Linked DNA regions of Homo sapiens: regions 2, 3 and 4 are each linked to region 1. Evidence: chromatin contacts called from ENCODE Hi-C or POLR2A ChIA-PET data. All regions are on one chromosome and are shown on one strand. Each heading gives the region's core, a stretch centred on a gene start or an enhancer-like site at or near the end of the contact. The rest is flanking DNA. Distances are from core to core; before and after follow the strand shown.

The links. A loop is a pair of places that touch in the nucleus more often than their neighbours do. ChIA-PET counts read pairs that join two places held with the same protein, here RNA polymerase II (POLR2A). Pooled maps may share reads with other maps.
Region 2: a pooled map shows a loop between it and region 1 (6-fold over the local background). The contact joins the promoter of ULK3 here to the promoter of IMP3 in region 1. A Hi-C loop is called at or near these places in 6 of 50 pooled maps. POLR2A ChIA-PET finds 5 or more read pairs at or near these places in 2 of 52 experiments (activated B cell and activated CD8-positive, alpha-beta memory T cell).
Region 3: a pooled map shows a loop between it and region 1 (6-fold over the local background). The contact joins the promoter of SCAMP5 here to the promoter of IMP3 in region 1. A Hi-C loop is called at or near these places in 1 of 37 single-sample maps with no recorded cell type and 5 of 50 pooled maps. POLR2A ChIA-PET finds 5 or more read pairs at or near these places in 3 of 52 experiments (BJ, CD4-positive, alpha-beta T cell and OCI-LY7).
Region 4: a loop to region 1 is called in a pooled map, with 9 times the contacts of the local background. The contact joins the promoter of RPP25 here to the promoter of IMP3 in region 1. A Hi-C loop is called at or near these places in 7 of 50 pooled maps. POLR2A ChIA-PET finds 5 or more read pairs at or near these places in 3 of 52 experiments (GM12878, IMR-90 and T-cell).

What each region holds. Positions count from the first base shown.
Region 1 is chr15:75,638,951-75,641,650 of GRCh38, forward strand. It overlaps IMP3 (IMP U3 small nucleolar ribonucleoprotein 3), which reads right to left and starts at 1,274. Exons shown (of 1, transcript NM_018285.4): 1 at 143-1,274. The coding sequence starts at 1,218. The coding sequence ends at 664. RefSeq lists an enhancer at 919-978 and a silencer at 1,269-1,428.
Region 2 is chr15:74,841,741-74,844,440 of GRCh38, forward strand. It overlaps ULK3 (unc-51 like kinase 3), which reads right to left and starts at 1,416. Exons shown (of 16, transcript NM_001099436.4): 1 at 1,264-1,416; 2 at 540-680; 3 at 335-455. The coding sequence starts at 1,365. It overlaps SCAMP2 (secretory carrier membrane protein 2), which reads right to left. Exons shown (of 9, transcript NM_005697.5): 9 at 1,990-2,700. RefSeq lists enhancers at 410-935, 1,004-1,915 and a silencer at 1,178-1,897.
Region 3 is chr15:74,994,225-74,996,924 of GRCh38, forward strand. SCAMP5 (secretory carrier membrane protein 5) reads left to right here and starts at 1,339. Exons shown (of 7, transcript NM_138967.4): 1 at 1,339-1,449.
Region 4 is chr15:74,955,344-74,958,043 of GRCh38, forward strand. It overlaps RPP25 (ribonuclease P/MRP subunit p25), which reads right to left and starts at 1,429. Exons shown (of 1, transcript NM_017793.3): 1 at 1-1,429. The coding sequence starts at 1,240. The coding sequence ends at 641. RefSeq lists enhancers at 1-178, 179-1,112, 1,113-2,046 and a silencer at 1,072-1,721.

The DNA of each region.
Region 1 (2,700 bases), core at 24-2,523:
CGGGAGGCTGAGGCAGGAAAATTGCTTGAACCCGGGAGGCGGAGGTTGCAGTGAGCCGAGATCGCGCCACTGCACTCCAGCCTGGGTGACAGAGCAAGACTCCGTCTCTAGAGAAAAAAAGAAAACCAGACAGATTAAAAAGTTGCACTTACAAAGCAGTTGGGGCATTTATTGACATTTAAACAAGGGAGGAGATCCTGAACACTAGTCTCGCTCAGTTTATAAAAACTTGAGGCCAAACTCTCCATCATCTGTACACAGCTTAACCACGGCCAGGAGCAAGAATTCGAGTTAAACGAATTGAACCAGTCCAACCACAAGACGATAAAGGGAAACAGGGCGTGGGGATTTCCAGTTTTTCCTTTTACATTACAAAGTTTCCAACACAAGAAGCCAACAATACCCCAGTGCTGCACCAAGTTACTTCCCACTGTTTCCCAAGGCACAGTCAATTAATAATCAGTAGTCCAAGTTCTAAGAACATTCCCTGGAAAACAAGGACGCACCTCCCGTGGCTCTATGCATGGCCTGCCACTGATGAATCAAATTCTTAAGAACCTACGACCGTCTGATACCCTTGAGGAGAGCACCCTCATAGAATCTCCAGCATCAGGCCTCAGTTTTCCCATCTGTAAAAGACAGCCATGCAAAGTGGGAGATCCGCTAGGCTTCCAGATCGAAGTCATCGCGCTCCTCATTGTACTCTAGCACGTGCCGCTTGATCTTGGACGAGTCCACCCAAGTGACAAAGTCCTCCATGCTGCGCGTGACAAGGAAGGCGGGGTCGGTAACCACGTCAGGGCCCACGCGTACGTGCCCTTGCTCCACAAAGGCCACGGCAGCCTGAAGGTGCTGCGCCATGCGCAGCTTGAGGAGCACGGTGGGGAGGCGGCGGCGGCAGAAGGACGAGGCCGTGACGAAGTCGCAGAGCTCCAGCGAACCGCGCGTGGGCACCAAGCCGAGAGCATACAGCTTGTCCAGCAGCGCGGCCGAAGCGCGCACGCGGAACTGGTCGCGTTCGGGCAGGTCGCGCAGGCGCCGCGCCAGCTCACGCACGGCACGGCTCAGCTGGTTGTAGCGCGTGTAGTCCTCCCGCCGCTGCAGCCGGTAACGCCGCAGCACGCGCAGCTCGTGCAGGTTGTGGTCGGTGACCTCCCAGTTCAGGAAGTCCACCTGCTTCAGCAGCTTCTGCTCGTGGAACTTAAGCTTCCGCACCATGATGGCGGCAGCCGCAGCCGCAGGACCCGAAGCTGAGAGCGCGTTCTGGCATCCGCGCGATTTCCGCCGCGGCGCCCCAAGACCTGGACGGCCTGGGACCCTGGGCCAATGAAAGAAAGACTTAAAGTCACGCCCTCACTTCCCATTGGCCAGGGTGGGACCACGCCTCTGCACTGGGATCTCGCGTTTCTTCTTTTCTTCGCGTTTGCGAGGGAGGGGGTAGAAGCACCGGAGGTGGGTGGTTGGGAGCGGGTCCCTAGGCGGTTCCGCGCGGTTTTTAGTAGCCAAGACTGTATCCCTTTCTGCGGCAATCATTTCCTCCTAGACTTCTGTCCTTTGGGGACTTTCAGAGTCTCCCCCGCAAGAGCTGAAGAGGCCATTTCTGGGGAAGAGGGGTGACTGCGGCTTGTTGATTGGGTTTACTGTGCTAACTTGCACTGGGCTCCTGCCATGCCTTGGGGGAGCTTGCCGGAGCCGGCTCTCCTGGGGCTGACCTGGTAGTCCCCGCCGCCCGCCAGCGTCAGGTCCTTCACCTGGCATGCAGAGCGATCTCTCATTGTCAAGTTGGGATAGGTGGCACCGAACCCATGAAATACTGATTGGCTGCTTCCTAGGCCCACAGAAAAGGGATCTATAAGGGAGTCGCCTGGAAATCTGTATTATTAACTAAAGTGTCAGATGATTCATAAAACCCAGCAAGTTTGAGAAACTTGGACTATAACTACAAGTCCAAACCCTTTAGTCTGTGCTCAAATGAATTATCCTGACATGAATTTCTGGCCACCAAGCATTGAGTTAACAAATTTAATGCTGTTTCCGCTAGTTGCATCTGTAAGTTACATCTGAGTATAGCGCTGCAGACCTAACCCCTTTTTGCCCGGGCATTTGACGCCACCTAGCTTCTCACTGATCATTTTTGTTTTGTATGCTTTTCATTGTCTTTTACAATACAATATTTGAGGGTTGGGCGCGGTGGCACATGCCTGTAATCCCAGCACTTTGGGAGGCTGAGGTGGGAGGATCATTTGAGGCCAGGAGTTCAAGACCAACCTAGGCAAAAAAAAAAAGAAAAAAGAAGCGAGATCCCACCTCTGTAAAAAATCTTAAAGAATTAGCCAAGCATGGTGGTGCGCACCTGTAGTCCTGACTACCTGGGAGGCTGAGGGGGAAGGATCATTTGAGCCCAGGACTTGTAGGCTGCATTGAGCTACAATGGTGCCACCGCACCCCAGCTTGCACAACAGAGCCAGACCCTGTCTCAAAAAGATATATATATATATATAAAATATTCGATATCTGGAAAATAATATAATATGTAAATTATAAAGTATAATAAATACTCATAAACTTAGCCAGTTTAAGAAAACATCACCAGGCTAGGCATGGTGGCTCATGCCTGTAATCCCAACACTGGGAGGCCAAGGTGGGAGGATCACTGGAAGCCAGGAGTTCAAGACCAGCCTGGGCAACATAGTAAGACTC
Region 2 (2,700 bases), core at 166-2,665, 800 kb before region 1:
AGCTTCTCTGGATGCCCCAGCCCTTGAGATCCTGCTCTTTTCCTTGGCACAGCACTTGAGTCCTACCTACAGGACTCTGGAATGTTCTACAAGGTCCTTATATTATGTTCTATGTATGGAAGCCTGAACACCCCACAGAGGGGTTACCCCCTCATCTCTCCCACAGCGTCCTTGAGCAAGGGTTGAGTGTATGAGATAAACAGGACCATAAAATTTCAGGCTGTGCAGGAGGCAGCTGCAATGCGTGCCAAGGCTCTAAGCCTGGGGGAGGGGTGGGATGGTGGGGGGCAGAGAACAAGGGACAGAGTGTCAGGCTGGTGTCACAGGCCTTTACCTAATTGCTGCATGAAGACACGCGCCACCTTCTCAGGCAGAATCCTGCGGGTATGGATGAAGCGAGACAGGTCGCCCCCTGCGCAAAACTCCATGATGAGGTAGATATTGTCACTGTCCCACTGTGTTTAGAGGCAGAGAGGCGGCCTGAAGAGAGTGTCCCTTCTCCAGCTCCCTTTGGCAGCGGCCCCGCCCCAGGCTCACACCTGAAAGTCTTTCAGCTGCACAATGTGGGGATGTCGAATGCCCTTGAGGATCTCAATCTCCGTGAGGAGGTTCTCCACCGATGCCTTGTTCAGACTTTTCTTGGCTACACACTTTATGGCTACCACTTCACGAGTGTCCTTCTGCGAGACAGGAGATTTGGGGACTCTGCCTTGAGGGGGCCAGGACCCTTGTCTGACTGGAAAGGCTCTATCTGGTTCCCTCTGTTCCCCCACCCCGCCCCTCCCCGGGTCTACCTACTGCACACCAGCACCGGGCTTCCCAGCTTTCCCTTGTGAGGCCAGTGAGGAATGCTGATTCTGGAATCCTGGCTTCCCGACACAGCCTCAGCCTGGTCTTCTCCAACCCTCGGCTAGCTGATCCATTTCTTTGCATTCTGGAGTGCTCCCGGCAGAGGCATGTCACTCAGGGTTCTAGAACCGCCCACTCTGCCTCCCAACTGGCTCCAGTCCCAGACTCCTCCCAGCCCACCAGGTAACCTGTTTTGAGCCTGTTCTTCAGCCACTGACCCTGCAGGTGGGTGCAGGTGCGCTCTTTAAGACCTAAGCGTGGCAGTCGGCTCCAACCTCCGCCGAGGGTCAGCTGGGGCGAGGCCGGCCTCCCGCCCCTAACTATTCCCACACTGTCGCTAACCTCTCAGAGTCTCCCCGGCCGGCACCAGCCGAGCTAGCTCGGGCGGGCACGGGGCCATCGGCCGGCACCCACCTTGGCGTAGGCCTTGTACACCGTGGCGTACGTGCCGCTGCCCAGGCGCTCGGTGAGGATGAAGCCGTCCAGGCGCGGGGGACCCCAGCCGGGCCCCGCCATTCCGGCCGCCTGCGCCCGCGCGGGCGCTTCCTCGCTGCGGGCGGCGGTTCCGGCGGGTTGCGGGGCGGGCCGAGCACTGGGTGGCTCCACGCTGCCCCCAGCGCCGCCCGCCGGAAATGCAGCGCGCATCGGGGACGCGGATCCGCCCGGCTCCCGGCGCCCCTCCCCTGTCTCTGGGCCTCGCCGGGTCACGCGCCCCGCCAGTTCCTGCAGGGCCCACGTGGGGATACGGAGGCCCCGCGAGCCTAGAAGTTAACAACGGAGGACGGCCGGCGTGGTCTCCGGGGACTCCTAGCGGGCGCAGAGGCGTCTAGAGATCGCCCACGTGAGGGCGCGGGCGGCGGAGCGGGCGTGTGTGGGGGCGACGGCGTCCGGGAGGCTCCCAGGGCCCCTCCCCAGGACCCGCAGCTCTGAAAGGAGAGCTACTGGCACGAGAAGGCGCCTTTGGAAGAGGCCGCGTTGGCTTCCCAGGCCTCCCAGCTGCTTTTCACTTTTCTGAGGAAGGGCCTTGACCTATTTATTGCATCTTAACTGTCCCCGCTCTCCAATCTTAGCAGCGGCGCCCAGCCCCTAATCCTGTGGGCTGCCCCGTCCTCCCAAGTCCACCAGACATGTGGACCCGTGTTGTCTGAAAATGTTTTTATTTTTACTTAAGCACAAAAATTGAGACGTAACATATACATTTGTACATAGAGGGGAAAAAATACCAGAAAGGAGTTCATAAAACCCCAGCCGCTGCCAGTATCATTCAGTGGCTGGGGCCTGCGGCTGTCTCGGGCCCAGAGCCGGAGGCTAGTTTTGTGGGAAGGCACCCCAGTCCACACACCCACTCGGCAGCCTCGAGGGACAGGGTGCTGGTTTTAAGGGTGGACTCCTACGTGTCCCATCACAGTGACACACCCCCCAGGGTGTGAACCAGACTCCACTGGGTATTAGGGGGCCCTCCGAGAGATGGCTTATCAGTCCCTGCTGAGGGATGCGGTTCTGGACTGGCTGGCCCTGCCCTTCCTGAAAGTCTGGATGCTGCTGATGGGGAGCATGGGCGGGGCAGGTGGCATCTGAGGCAGAGACAAAGGCAGCCGTCCCTCGGTTCGGGGAGGGGGGGGGGTAGTCACAGCAAACAGGGCCAAACCAACCACACCAGGACAGGCAGACCCCACCCTCCTAGAAGACGCTGGACGCTAGGCAGGACAGCTTGGGGTCAGTGTCCTTGGTCCCTTCCAGTCCCCAAATCCCAACCAACGGCATTGTACATTCAGAAAGTCTGAAGAGAGTAAGGCTCAGCAAGGGGAGGGCTCCAGAGGGCTCAAAGTGCCATCCCCTGCAGGAGGGTGC
Region 3 (2,700 bases), core at 89-2,588, 640 kb before region 1:
AGACAGCATGTGGGTCAACCAGGGACAGGACTGACACAGAACCCAGTTGTCCTGCCCCGAAGCCCAGGACCCTTCCTTCCTGGTTGGCCTGGTGGCAGGATGATGCTTCCTGCTCAGCCCTTCCCAGGCACCGAGGCTCTCTCCCTCCTTTTCCCCTCTGCCACACTAGTTCTTGTCTGCCTTTTTTCACTGCCACCCCCTTTTCATGCCAGCTGTGGGAGTGAGGCCCCACTCCTGGCAGGATGGAGCCAGACAATGGGCCCTTATTCTAGGCAAAGAATCCCTGCAGTGTCTCCCACCCACTGAGGCCCCCTTCCAGGCCTAGGATGGTGTGGGTGGGGGGTGGAGGGTGGGTGTATGGTGTAGGGGAAGGAGCAATTGGCTGGCAGGACAGACAGTGGCCCTGGCCCTGCCTGTAGAGATCCCACGGAGGTTTACTATGTAAACACCAATCACAATAAAATCCTGTCTTCACTCCCAGCCCATCTCTCCAAGTGGGTCTCTCTCAACCCTCCAAAGCTCTGGGTTTTTAAACATTTACCCTTGCCTCTACTCTCTCTTGGTATTCATCTCTGCATATCACTGTCTCTTTCATTCCTTTTTCTGAGTCTCTTTCTTTTTCTAAGCCTCTCCTCTCTCTCTCTCTCTCTCTCTGCTCCTTTGCGTAATTTGTCTCTATTTCTTGCCTCTTTCTTGCTTCATTATGCTCCCTTACCTATCTTATCTTTCCATGTCTTTTTTCTCTCCAGGCCTTGAGCTCTCATCTCAGTCTCTCTCTCCGTGTGTCTCTGTCTCTGTTTGCAGCTCTTCTTTCTCGTCCTCCTATGTCGTCTTTCCGTGGATCTGTGTCCTTGCCTCTCTGAATATCATCTCCGATCTTCCGTCCTCTGTTCTCTCTTTCCCCCTGCGCCTGCAGATCTGAAGGACCTTCCGCAGTCACCACACTCTCCTGCTTTCAGCTCTTTCTCACTCCTTTCTGGCACGTCCCAGAGGCTCCTGGCATAGGTATAGGAGGTTATTCTCCCCAGTTTACAGATATGGAAGCTGAGGCTCTGGCTGCTGGTGCCAGGCTCCCATCTCTGGGTCTCTTCCTTCCACCTACACGCCAGGCTCTTGTCCCTGAGGTGCCCGTCAACCACCTGATCCGGCCGGGGCCCGGGAACTAGCACCTCGGACAGCTCCTGGAAGATGCCGGGGCGGCCGGGTCGTCCTTCTCGCGAGCTCAGGAGGAGCAGCCTTAGGAGCAGAGCGGAAGTCTCGCGAGAGTGACTGCTGCAGGCAGTGGCGGCGCGGGCGCGCGCAGAGACGGCCTCGGGCGCGCGCGCGCGCGCGCGCGCTCCCCGCCCCCAGCCCCGGAGCGGCTCGCGGCCGGCTCCGCGCCGCATCGCTCGGGTGCAGCGCAGCTCAGCGCAGCGCTGCGGCCTTTCGGCAGCCGAACGGCCGCGGCAGGTGAGTCTGGGCATGAAGGCTGGGAGGAGAGCTTTGAAGGGAAGCTGGGCGCGGGGCGAGAGGTGTGGGGGTCGCTGGCTGCAGCTTTGTTCCTCCTACACTTCACCTTTGGATGCAGGAAGAAGGCCGAACTGCTGGAGAGGTGGGAGTGGAGGTGACCTTTACTGTTTGGGGCTGGGGGAGAGCGCTCAGGGCGCACCCAGGCCCCCCGAGCCCCCCAAGCCCCCCCATTCCCATCTGTGGCTCCCGCAGAGGGAACTGGGCCTTTGGGTGACGTCAGACCCTGGATCTGGAGCCTGAGCTTTGGGCCCTCCATCCCCCCCGCCAGCCCCACCTGGCGTTCCCTGGAAACCGGCCTTCTGGAGATGGCGTGCGCAGCCGGGGATGGGGGCGACTGGAAGGGGGTGCCCGTGGCTTCCTTTGGGCCTTTCCTTCCAACTAGCGCCTGCAGGTGGACCCGGGTTGACTTCCCTCACCTCCCTCGGGCGGCCGACCTTTGGATGGCGGACCTCAGCCGCCCCAGGGTTGCGAGGCGACGGGCGCGCTGGCCCAGGCCACCAGGCGGGCTCCATCAGGGCTTTGGGTGGTGAGTTGGGGGCGCCGGATTTGGCTCATTTCAACGCTGGCCGGAGGTCACGAGGATGGAGGTGAGGTGTTTGTGAACCGATCCTTGTCCTCCGCCTCGGGGAGCTCCTGGTCTGTGGGTTGGGGGAACCAAGTAGAGACTCGGACTGAGCATTCACTGTCACAGGCGGCTTAAACAAGTAATGTCCCAGCTTCCCGATGGGGAGATCAGTGAGGGCCTGGCAGACTTTCCCAGGGACACAGAGAGAAAGGGAGGCGACAGCTAGCGAATAGGAGACTTCCAGAGGTGATGGGATTTGGGTGGGAGGAGAGGCAAGAGAGGGCATTCCAGGAGAATGTATGGGCAAAGGCACAGGGATGAAAACGAGCACAGCTGTTGGGGGCTGAGCCTGGGAGCTCAGCCATGTGACTGCCCATGGGGTGGTGGAGTCTGGAGAAATTTGCAACCTGTCCCCTACATGTTCTGCCTCACGGAGCAGGGCTCTGAAAGAGGGAGATGGTTCTTGCAGGGGCATGATTGGCAGAGAGATTTTGTTTGGGGCTACACAGGTCTTGCTAACTTAGGTTTGTTCTGGGCTTGGTGAGCCTTAGGGCAAAGTCTCTAGAGCTGAGAGGGGGCTGTCTCTGGTGAATGGGCCCCTGAAAGAGGGTCTTAGGTTTAGCAAA
Region 4 (2,700 bases), core at 179-2,678, 680 kb before region 1:
CTGCAGGGCTCAGGGGAGGAGGCCTGGAGAGTTCAGTCCTGGGTCTCCCTCTGGGCCAGCAGGGGGAAAAGGGGTGTTAAAAGAGCTAGAACCCTCAGAGATGCTCCTCTGAAGCAGGGGAAAGAAAACTAGAAAGGAAAACTGTCCCAGGGCGGGGAGCGGAATAGGGCCCCCACATCTCAGACTCTCCTACCCTCAAGCAGTTAATTCTCACCCCCTGCCTTCCTCTGTCAACGGTGGGGGTGATTCCAATAACTCTTCTCAGCTTCCATACTTCAGGTGCTCTTCGTGAATGCTGGGTGGCTTTAACCCTTGGGGGTCCCAAACAAGTTTCCAGAATCCCACTGTCCACCATTCTCCCCCAAAGAAGGTCCCAGAAAAGGTGAAGTTCCGTGTCTTCACGCAACACGGGCATAAGCAGCAATTATCGCACGAAGTTTCCCTAGGGTGGTCGGGGATCCTCTCCTGCCACTCCTGGGGCCCCTCTCTTGTCGCCTTAAGGTCCATGCTACCTGTCTTGAGGAGCTGTGTCCAGGTTGTGGGCTCCGGAGGACCGAGGAGTGAAAGGCTGGAGGTACATCTGAAGGTGGAGGCGCTGGCGGAAGATCCTGCCGGACTAGGTGGCCCACAGTCCGGAGTTTCAGGCCGTCTGATCCTCGTCCGCAACCCCTGGCTCGGGTTGCGATCGCTTCGCGGAGCCTTCTCCAGCTGCGGGTTCCCCTAGGCTCCTCTTGGACGCTGGCGCGGCTGGCGGGGACGAGGGACCAGGATGGGGATTCGGGGGCTGGTAGCCGGGCTGTCGCGGATCCAGCGCGTCCTTGGAAAGTAGGATGGCGAGGCCGGGCACGTTCTTAAGTACGCTGAGACTAGCGGCCGGCTCGCCAGGCGTCTGACCCTGCGTGGGCCCAGGCGGGAGGCTCTGCCACACCTCGCGTACGCTCCGGTAGCGCAGCCGCGTGACCTGGTGCAGGCCCGCCAGGCGGCGCTTGAGGATCTCGGCGCACGTGACGGTTTTGGTGGTGGCCCGGCCGCAGCCGCTGAAGACGATGGCGCGCGTGGCTGGCTGCGCCATGCTGGCGGTGGCGAAGGCCATCAGGTTCCGGATCTTGCTGCCTTCCTTGACCCGCATGTGCACCGCGCCCGGCGCCAGGTCTGCGAAGGGGCCGGAGCCCGGGCCGCCTCCCTCGGCCCCGCACCCCGCTGGCGCCTCTTCGGAGCGCACCTTACGGAAGTTCTCCATGCGCCGTCGTCGCCGGGACCGCCGGCTTTGCCATGGGGCGGCCTCAGCCCCGGGGCTGCATGGCCGCCGGTCGCGCCTTGCAAGGGCCAGCAGGGGTAAGGGCGCCGGAGCAGCGCAGACGCCGGCGGGCGGGCTGGGACGGCGCGATCTCGGCCCCACTTCTCTCGAGCGGGCGCCGCTCTACTCAGCGCTCTCGGCGCCGGGTGCTCCGCGCCTTTAGCTGAGGCCCCGCCCCTGCCGCCAGGCCCCTCCCCTGACCCGGCCCGGCCGGGCCCGCCCGGGCCCCAGCCTCACTAGCCTTTCCTGGCGAGTCTGGGTCCTCAGCTACGCGGGCGTGGGAGCGGGCGCGCTGCGGGGCGCATGAGCAGGTGAAGGTGAAGTTCCACTATAATCGCCATCAGCGCTCTGAGAGCCAACCCTCACAAACCGGCAGTCTAAATAAAAGCTGCGCTTGCCGTGCAAACACTGCTTCAAATCCGGTATCCGAGCCCTTCCCATTTGCAACTGAAGGCCGCCCCTCGTCCCCTCCCAGGGAGAGATTTCCAAGAGGCTTGCTGGGGCCTTGCCCCTCCTCCCCCGCCCCGGGGAACACCCCCACCTTTTTTCCGCTCCCAAGTATTCTTGCCTCAAGGACAGCTAGTGCGCGGTCAGCAGAGTGCGGGAGGAGCTGGCTGCGGCTCCACTCCGCGCCTCCCCGCGGGCGATTACGTCGCGGCGTGGTCCTCGCGGGGCGCGGAAGACCCAGACTTCAGCCTCGCCACGCCTGCCCGGAGCTCGAGGCTCCCGGACCCCCGTCCACCCCTGGGACGTGAGGAGTGAGGCTTTGGGCCAGGCTGTTCCCCGAGGCGCGTGGGGAAGCGGGCGTGACCTCTTCTGAAAAGGCGGTAGGCTCGCTCCACCCAGGCCCTAGAGCCCACCCTTAGAGCTGCGCGCTTTAGGGTGAGCCAGGCACGATGCCTTGCCAACGTGGCCGCCCCCTTCCTCCCAGGCGGAATTCGCTCAGGCAACATTGGCCCCTTGAGATCCAGTGGGGTCCTTTTCGAAAGGAGGCTAGGTGAACGCAGGTTTTAAAAAAGAGAAGGGAGGGGCCGGGCGCGGTGTCTCACGCTTTTAATCCCAGCACTTTGGGAGGCAGAGGTGGGCGGATTACTTGACGTCAGGAGTTCGAGACCAGCCTGGTCAACATGGTGAAACCCCGTCTCCATTAAACGTACAAAAATCAGCTCGGCGTTGTGGCACGCTCCTGTAATCCTAGCTGCTCGGGAGGCTGAGGCAGGACAAGCGCTTGAACCCGGGAGCTGAAGGCTGCAGTGAGCCGAGATCATGCCACTGCACTCCAGCCGGGGCGACAGAGCAAAGCTCTGTCTCGAAAAATGAATAAATTAATTAATTAAATAAAATACAAAAGAGAAGGGAGGGATACCCCATTCTCCAGGATGTGATTATTATGCATTGCATGC